Linked DNA regions of Homo sapiens: region 1 is linked to region 2. A link is an interaction called in ENCODE POLR2A ChIA-PET data of the cell type or tissue named here. Cell type or tissue: OCI-LY7. All regions are shown on one strand. Links, peaks and the distances in the headings refer to the core of each region. The heading gives the core; the rest is flanking DNA.

Evidence for each region. ChIA-PET counts read pairs that join two places held together with the same protein. Peaks named below come from ENCODE experiments on the same cell type or tissue, not always from the same donor. Only the 100,000 strongest peaks of a DNase experiment are listed, where the experiment ranks them.
Region 1: POLR2A ChIA-PET joins it to region 2 with 5 read pairs; 4 of 35 experiments call an interaction of 5 or more read pairs at or near these places.

The regions. Positions count from the first base shown.
Region 1 is chr19:45,134,681-45,139,389 of GRCh38, reverse strand. PPP1R37 (protein phosphatase 1 regulatory subunit 37) reads right to left here. Exons shown (of 13, transcript NM_019121.2): 2 at 779-876. Among named protein-coding and RNA genes, the nearest start is that of NKPD1, 24 kb to the left of the region's middle. RefSeq lists enhancers at 930-1,502, 1,681-1,780, 3,387-4,191 and a silencer at 3,052-3,252. In OCI-LY7, for the core only: no CTCF peak of the experiment used is centred there; DNase peaks (open chromatin) are centred at 729, 1,679, 1,999, 2,729 and 2 weaker places; H3K4me3 peaks cover 2,411 bases; H3K27ac peaks cover 2,500 bases.
Region 2 is chr19:45,045,640-45,050,348 of GRCh38, reverse strand. All of the region lies in intron 2 of CLASRP (CLK4 associating serine/arginine rich protein), which reads right to left. It also overlaps the pseudogene RNU6-611P. Among named protein-coding and RNA genes, the nearest start is that of CLASRP, 8.9 kb to the right of the region's middle. RefSeq lists enhancers at 451-1,005, 4,284-4,578. In OCI-LY7, for the core only: a CTCF peak has its summit at 2,606; a DNase peak (open chromatin) is centred at 2,658; H3K4me3 peaks cover 1,781 bases; H3K27ac peaks cover 2,500 bases.

The DNA.
Region 1 (4,709 bases), core at 719-3,218, 89 kb before region 2:
GCCAACGCACAGAAAAGGCCAGGAAATGCCGAGTGGCCAACAACGGGGGTTCCCGAGGAGGGGGCCTTGGGGCAAGAGATAAGAGGTGGATTTGGCTTTTCAGATCTGTAGTATTTTTATTTTTTTAAATCTGAGGATATGTGTTATTTCTGTAATTCTGACTTTTATGAATATGCTGGGCATGGTGGCTCATGCCTGTAATCTCAGCATTTTAGGAGGCTGAGGTGGGCAGATCACCTGAGGTCAGGAGTTTGAGACCAGTCTGGCCAACATGGCGAAACCCCGTCTCTACTAAAAATACAAAAAAAATTAGCTGGGCATGGTGGCGTGCACATGTAATCCCAGCTACTTGGGAGGCTGAGGCAGGAGAATCGCTTGAACCCAGGAGGCAGAGGTTGCAGTGAGCCGAAATGGCGCCACTGTACTCCAGCCTGGGAGACAAAAGCGAGACTCCATCTCAAAAAAAAAAAAAAAAAAAAAAAAAGAATACATAAATTTTGTAATTCAGACTCACAAGAATCGTAGATATGCCTCTTCCCCAGGGAACAGCGTTTCTTTTGGGGCTGACAGATACCTGAATGTCTTACTTTATAGAATTCTGTGCTCTTCAAATTTATGAAGAAACTGATTCATTCTCTAGCTGAGCAGCAGGCTTTCAAAGATGTATTCATGAACACCTGGGGCTGGGGAGTGGGAGGCCCTCTCCTGCTGGGCTGGTTCCACCCTAGGGCCCCCCTTGACACCCACACCGGACGCACCCACCCTGTCCCGCCCATACCTGCAGCTGCCTGAGGAGCTTGGGGATCTGCCTGCAGTTCAGCTTCTGGCAGGCCTGCTTGTAGGCGCCGATGACCTCGTCCACGGTCACATTCTGGGCTGCAGGCACAGGGGACCCAGGCCTGTGACTGTCCACACCCCGAGTCCTTCATGGGGCTCCACCCACTCCCGCCCTAAGGCCTCTGCCCATACTGCCCTCTTCAGCCCTCCCCCAACAACAGGCTGCCTGAGCTCTGTCCTCCCTTTCAGGCCCCCCGCTGGCCACTGCCCGAGGTAAAGTGCCCTTGGGCACCCCCACCCCAAGTCACCACTGCCCTCCACGCCTCACCTCCGCTCCAAGCACCTTCACACAAATACACAATGAACAGCACACAATCTTTCTACACATCAGCCACCTCCCCTACTAGCCCGGGAGCCCAGGAGGACAGGACTGGGGCTGTCTTGGTCACCACCATGTCTCCAACACTGTCTCGGTGTTTTGTTTGTTTTTGAGACAGGGTCTCACTCTGTTGCTCAGGCTGAAGTAAAGTGGTGAGAACATGGCTCACTGCAGCCTTGACCTCCCAGGCTCAAGCATCCTCCCGAGCAGCAGAGACCAAACGCTTGCACTGTCACGCCCAGATCATTTTTATTTCTGGTGGAGATGGGGTGTCACTATGTTGCCCAGGCTGGTCTCGAACTCCTGGGCTTCAGCAATCCTTCTGCCTCAGCCTCCCAAAGTGCTGGGATTACAGGTATGAGCCACTGTACTTGGTCCTTGGTTTGTTTTTTTTTTTTTTGTATTTTTGTATTTTTGGGTGAAAGAATGAATCCTCACTTCAACCCTATGAGGAAACCAAGCTCAGAGAAACAACCTTGCCCAAGATCACACACCTGGTATATATGCGAGCCGGGCTTTGAACTCAGCTCTCAACTACAATGCCACGTGCCTCTCAGGATCCCCACTCCCAAAACACTCTCAACAGCTAAACATCGCCGTACGCTATTCAGGGCCCGGCCCCTTGACGCAGGACACAGAAGCAGTTGGAAGAGACAGGCCTGGTCCCGGGTGTTCCCAGGCTAACAGGCAGTGGCTCCCAGCATGAATGAAGGGACGTAGCCCAAACCCAACAGCTGCAGCCCCGGTCCCTGGAGGGCCACAGCCGCCACCATGCGGAAGGGAGGGCTGGGCTTTCTATCTACACAGATTTGCCTTTTCTGGACATTTCATTAAAATGGAATTGAAACTGTGTGGCCTTCTGCGGTTGGCTTCTCTTACTGAGCATAATGAGCGTGAGTTTCAGTCCCTTTATACTGCTGAAGAGTAATTATAGGATGTGCTGCGTTGTGTTTGCCCATTCACCAGCTGACAGGAATTTGTACTGTTTCCAGTTTTTGGCTATTAGAGCTTGGATTTTACCTCAGGGTGACCAGCGGAGCAGGAAGGAAAGGCTAGGAGCAGAAGAGGGAGAGGTCAGGACTGGCCGTTAGAAAGATCTTCGGGCCAGCAGATATTGGGCATGGAGATGCCACAATGGGCAGGGAAGGGGGCCAGGAAGAGGGCTTGCTGGCAGCTTCTTGGGGGGGGGGCCCCTCGCCCTGCTGCCAATCCGCTGCTGCTGGACGCAGTGGGAGTCCCTGAGAGAGCTCCCAGTCCAGTAATATCTCCGTGTGGACTCCTCCTCCTGCCACCCTGCTAGGCCAGGGGCTCTGGACCCCTGGTCTCATCAAGCACTGCCCCATTTTCTAGGGGAAGAAGCTGAGGTCTGGGTAAAGTATGGTGTCTCCCTGGGACCAGGTGGCTGGTCCAGAGCAGAGTCTAACATCAGACCCTGGGACTCCGCTCTGGCCACTGTGCTGGGTGGCGGTGGGTTGCTGAACTGCGGTGCTGGAGGAAAGAAGCCGACAGAGGCCAGCCGCCAGCCTCCCCAGAGGTCAGGCCTGGTCCCTGCCTGAGCACTTCCTCCTCCTTGGGGGTGGAGGCCTGGGAGGAGCTGCAGGGGATCAGCTGATGGCAGGTGCCCCTCTTGCAGACAGAAAGGGAGCTGTCTGACAAAGGCCCATGTGCTTGGTGACCCTGGAGCTCTAGTGGGGACCGGAGCTTGCCCTGCCTGGGAAGGCAGCCCCCAGGACTGCAGCAGCTACCCCAAGCCATGGACAAGCCCATGCATGCCCTGGTCTTAACCATTTGACCCCCAAAGGGCCCACGAACTTGAGGGGAGACACTTATCTCTTTATTTTCATGAATGGAACTGAAATTTAGCATTTCCTTCTTATTAACAGAGGCCAAAAGAGAGAGAGAAAAGAAACAGTGTTTAGCAGACCTTGAGACTGACATGAAAAGAAACGACAGATATTTTCCCATTGCATCAAGTTACTGCAGATTCTGAATGCCCATCACTACTCTGAGACTGAAGGCCTTATTACAGCTGCTGCTACATCCTATCGCTTCACATGTCAATTCAGTGAGGAAGAGCATTTAGCTAATGATATTCCAACTGGCATCCTTTGCAATCCTATTTAATGTTTCGCCTTAAAAATCATCATTCCAGGCCAGGCATGGTGGCTCATGCCTGTAATCCCAGCACTTTGGAAGGCTGAGGTGGACGGATCACTTGAGGTCAGGATTTCAAGACCAGCCGGGGCAACACGGCGAAACTCAGCCTCTACTAAAAATACAAAAATTAGCTGGGTGTGGTGGCACGCTCCTGTAGTCTCAGTTACTCGGGAGGCTGAGGCAGGAGAATCACTTGAACCTGGGAGGCAGAGGTTACAGTGAGCCAAAATCGCGCCATTGCACTCCAGCCTGGGTGACAAGAGCCAAACTCCATTTCCAAAAAAAAAAAAAAAAAAAGGAAATGCAAAATTGGAGGAACTATCAGAAGCATAAGAAGAATTCACAAGACACACAGAGCAGCGCTGCCCACGGACTTCGTGCCAGGCGCTTCATCCAGGAGCGAACGCATCGACTCTGTGAAGCAGGGAGCCAGGCCAGGCCCACCCTAAGCTGTCCTCTGTGGCGGCTGAAGCCAGGGTTCAAGTCCTAGCCCCTGGCTCAGGAGCTCTGGAGCCACTCTCAACTCTCCACATTTCAGCTTCCTCAAGCTTTAAACGGGGAAGAGAAGCGTAGCTGTTTTACAGGGTGGGTGAACTAACGGAACTAAATCGTTTGTGGAGAAAGTCCGGCCCGGGCCTAGCACTGCAAACGCTTAGCAGCAGCTCATGTCACACCATTGCCAGGGTCCAGGATCAAGCTGGGGGTGGGCACCGCTGGGGCGAGGAGGCTGGCCCAGAGCTGGCTGTGGCATCAGGGTGGATACCACCATAACCCCTGACACAATGGCAGCCGGTCTCATGCATTGGGATGGCACCTCTTCTTTTTTTTTGAGACAGAGTTTCACTCTGTCGCCCAGGCTGGAGTTCAGTGGCATGATCTCAGCCCACTGCAACCTCTACCTCCCTGGTTCAAGCGATTCTCCTGCCTCAGCCTCCCGAGTTGCTGGAATTACAGGCACACGCCACCACACCTGGCTAATTTTTGCATTTTTAGTAGAGATGGGGTTTCACCACGTTGGTCAGGCTGGTCTCGAACTCCTGACCGCATGATCTGCCCACCTCGGCCTCCCAAAGTGCTGGGATTACAGGCGTGAGCCACCGTGCCCAGCCAAGATGGTGCCTCTTCTTTGTTCCAAGAGCCTCTGAGTGAGCTTGAGGCCCAGTTTCTAGGCTGGCAACCTTCACTCCCCACACAGCAATCAGACCACACCTTCAGCTGGGCACCTACAGGGTCTGGAACCAGGTCCGGCCTTGCAGGAGTCACCACCAGAGTCAGAGACCGAGGAGGTCACATCCGCCCAAGTGCTTACAGAAGCGCCGTAGAAATGCACTTCTACTAAAAATACAAAAATTAGCCGGGCGTGGTGGTGGGTTCCTGTAGTTCCACGTACTCAGGA
Region 2 (4,709 bases), core at 1,115-3,614:
TGGTATCTTGTGGTTCTGACTGGCATTTCCCTGATGGCTAATGATGTTGGTCATCTTTCAATGTGTGGATGCAGTCTGGTCCAGGCTGGGCTCTGCCTCCAGGAGATTTGCTGACACATGTTGGGCCGCACCCCACCCCCCACCCCACTCCCAACCACTCAGCCCTCACAGGTGCTGGCCTGTCCCTCTCTGATTTCTTCCCTCCCCTACTCTGCTCCAGGCACACAGGCCCTCGCCTCACGCCATTCCTTGGGCATTCCAGACATGCCCCGTGCTTCTGCTCGGACCTCTGTGCTTCTGCTCCCCCGCTTATTTCAGATCTCCTCCTAAAAGCCGTCCTCAGTGACTCTATCTAAATAGCTCCCCACTTATCTACCCCAGCTCCTTCACTCTGTGGCTTTATTGAGAAGTAATTCATATACCACACAATTCACTCACTTAACTCCACTTGTTTTCTTTTGAGCACCCGCTACCACCTGCCACTGGACCTAATATTCATTCATCACCTTTCTCCCATGTTAGAACGTAACTCCCAGGAGGCAGGGCTCTGTTTTGGCTGCTATATCCCTAAAGCCTAGAACAGGGCCTGGCCCACAGCAGGCGCTTGAGAACACCCAATGAAGGAAAGACAGGAATAATCCTTACTAACAGATGAAGACTCTGAGCCCCTTCAGGAAAAAAACACCAGCTCCAAGTTTCCAAGCTCCTGCACATCCTCACTCTGTCTCCATCTCAGCCCTCAGCCAGCAGATGAGAAGGTGCAGTCCGGGCTGAAGGAGCTGAGTCACTCACCAGGACCACAGCTAATACCTGGCTAGTTTCAACCCCGCACTCACTATGTGCCAGGTGCTGGGCTGCTGTGACTCTCATTTCACACCTAAAGAAACTGAGTCTAAGGAACACTCAAGACCACAGGCCCAGCGAGGTGGCGCTGCTGGAGTCCAGCTACTCATGCTGCACCTCGCCTGCCTCCCTCGATTCCTTAGCTGATTCCTCAGCTGGGGCCACACAGCGCACCCAGCTCCCTCTGCCCTGGGACAAGCCAGCCAAGTCCAAGGCCAAGATCCCATCATACTCCTGAGGCTGCTCCAGGCCAAATGCCCAGTTCCCACAGCCAGGACTCATGGGACACTGTTTGCAGGACAGAATTTGGCAGGTACAGGGAAGCTACTGGCAGGGTCAGCTTCACAGAAAGGAATAAGCACTGAGCCGGGAGTAAACACCAGGAGTCCAGAGCCTGGTTCTGTTGGGAGATTCTGGAAAAGTCAATGAACCCTACTAAAAACCAGGCACTGTTTTATGTGCACTGTCTCACTCGAATGTCCCAACCATGGAAGAAACATACTATTCTTTTTCTTTTTTTGAAACAGAGTCTCGCTCTGTCACCCAGGCTGGAGTGCAATGGCGCGATCTCGGCTCACTGCAACCTCTGCCTCCCAAGTTCAAGGGATTCTCCTGCCTCAGCTTCCCGAGTAGCTGGGATTACAGGTGCCCGCCACCACGCTTGGCTAATTTTGGTATTTTTAGTAGAGACAGGGCTTCACCATGTTGGCCAGGCTGGTCGCTAACTCCTGACCTCGTGATCCGCCTGCCTCGGCCTCCCAAAGTGCTGGGATTACAGGCATGAGCCACCACGCCCAGCTGGTACTATTCTTATGCCCATGTTACAGATGAGTAAACTGAGGCTCAAAGCCATGGGGTCCACCTGCCTGACATTAGGAATAAGCAGAACTAGGATTCAAACCCAGATGGGCCTGGCTACAAAATCTGCTTCTTTTTATTTATTTGCTTTTTAAGAGTAATTTTTTGTTTGTCTGTTTTGAGACAAGAGTTTCACTCTTGTTGCCCAGGCTGGAGTGCAATGGCATGATCTCGGCTCACTGCAACCTCCGCCTCCCAGGTTCAAGCGATTCTCCTGCCTCAGCCTCCCGAGTACAGGCATGCACCAAAATGCCTGGCTAATTTTTTGTATTTTTAGTAGAGACGGGATTTCACCATGTTGGCCAGGCTGGTCTCGAACTCCTGACCTCGTGATCCACCCGCCTCGGCCTCCCAAAGTGCTGGGATTACAGGCATGAGCCACCACGCCCAGCAGGTACTATTCTTATGCCCATGTTACAGATGAGTAAACTGAGGCTCAAAGCCATGGGGTCCACCTGCCTGACATTAGGAATAAGCAGAACTAGGATTTGAACCCAGATGGGCCTGACTACAAAATCTGCTTCTTTTTATTTATTTGCTTTTTAAGAGTAATTTTTTGTTTGTTTGTTTTGAGACAAGAGTTTCACTCTTGTTGCCCAGGCTGGAGTGCAATGGCATGATCTCGGCTCACTGCAACCTCCGCCTCCCAGGTTCAAGCGATTCTCCTGCCTCAGCCTCCCGAGTACAGGCATGCACCAACCTGCCTGGCTAATTTTTTGTATTTTTAGTAGAGATGGGATTTCACCACGTTGGCCAGGCTGGTCTTCAACTCCTGACCTCAGGTGATCTGCCTGCCTCAGCCACCCAAAATGCTGGGATTACAGGTGTGAGCCACCACATCTGGCCAAGAATAATTTTTTTATTGTGGTAGAAAACATTTACCATCTTAACATTTTTAAGTGTACAGTACAGTAGTAGTAACTACATCCACCCTGTGGTGCAACAGAGCTTTAGAACTTTTTAAATCTTACAAAACTGAAACAAAACTGAACTTCCCCTTTCCTCCTCCCCCCATCCCTGTCAACCTGCACTGTATTTTCTTTTTCTGAGGGTTTGACTTTTCTTTTAGGTTTTTTTTTCTTTACCAAAAATACAGAAGGTTTCACGAATTTTTGTGTCATCCTTGCACAGTGGCCATGCTAATCCCCGTATCGTTCCAATTTTAGTATATGTGCTGCCGAAGTGAGCTCCCTTCCTCCCTTCCTCTCTCTCTCTGTTTTTTTTTTTTTTTTTTTTGAGATGGAGTCTTGCTCTGTCACCCAGGCTGGAGTACAGTGGTGTGATCACAGTTCACTGCAGCCTGGAACTCCTGGGCTCAAGCAAGGTTTAACTATTTTAGATACTTATCAGCGGATCATACAATACTGTCTTTTTGCGACTGGCTTATTTCACTTAGCATAACATCTTCAGGGCTCATCGATATTGTAGCATAGGACAGGATTTCTTTCTTTTTTAAGATTGAATAATATTGCGTTATGTGTAGAGACCACATTTTCTTTCTCGATGTATCCCTCAATGGACATTTAGCTTGCGTCCACCTCTTGGCTATTGCTAATAATGCTGTAATGAACATAAGTGTATAAGTACCTCTTCAAGATCCAAAATCCACTTTTTTTTTTGGAGACAGAGTTTTGCTCTTGTTGTCCAGGCTGGGCTGCAATGGCGTGATCTAGGCTAACCACAATCTCTGCCTCCCGGGTTCAAGCGATTCTCCTGCCTCAGCCTCCCAGGTAGCTGGAACTGCAGGCATGTGCCACAACGCCCAGCTAATTTTGTATTTTTAGTAGAGATGACGTTTCTCCATGTTGGTCAGGCTGGTCTCAAACTCCTGACCTCAGGTGATCTGCTCACCTCAGCCTCCCAAAGTGTTGGGATTACAGGCGTGAGCTACCGCGCCCGGCCCAAAACCAACTCTTAACCACTGGATTATCCTGTCTCTAGGATCAGATTGTGTCAGAGGAGTTCATGAAGTTACTCATTCATTCATTCATTCATTCAACTGTTAAGCAGACCTTGTGCTAGGGTATGGCAGTAACTGAGATAGCCCTGGCCCTGCCCTCATGGGCTCACAGTCCAGTGTGGGACACAGACTTGTCCCCATACAAGGACAACCTAGAGTGGACAGCGCTGAGATGGGGGCCCACAGGGGGAACACCTGACCCAGACTTGGGGGTCAGTCTGGAGCTTCCTGGAGGAGGCGACGCCTGAGCTGCGACCTGTTTACTTCTTATTTCCGTATCAACAGAGGATTCTGTTTCTTTATCCAAACCACTGATTAAAAAGGAAAGTTGACAAGGACAGAAGCAATGACAGAACCGGAGTCTGCTTGGGACTGAAGACAGGGAGAGAAAGCAGGCACCAACGACAAATCAGGAAGACAGAAACCAACTGCATCTGGACATACTCATTCAGCCTGCCACAATCTACCGCAGCTTCACTGACACTCGCTCCACAGCCTCTGCTCTCGGCCCAAGGCTGAGATGAGAGTCCCCTCCTCAAAGCAGCCATCAGCCACGGCCCAGCCATACTCCACAGCTTGGCAGCCCAGATCGGAATGCAGGTCACGTTCACATACAGGGACAAAGGCCGCTTGTACAGGCCTGCACCACAAAGCACCCATAGACATTGGTTCTTTGAGCTCTTCCCCATTATCCAGTGAGAGGGGTTGGTCGTCACCACTGTCCTGAGGGGGAATACAATGCAGCAAGCTTCCCTGCTAACAGGGAGGGGGCCTGGAGTCTCAGCTCCAGCCTTCCTTCCTCTGCACCATCCCTCCACCTGGATCCAAACTCCAGTTCTATCAGCAACAGTAATGTCAATAACAAGAGCTAATATTTACTGAGCGATAGCGACGCTGGCCAGGCTGCTCTCAGTGGTCCATGTGTCCAACACTCCAACAACATCGAAGGACATGCTCTTGTCTCCACTGTTAGTGGCAAACCATTAATTGGCAACCAACATCTATTCCCTTTGCTACAACAGTAACAGAACTCCAAATATATCTGGTC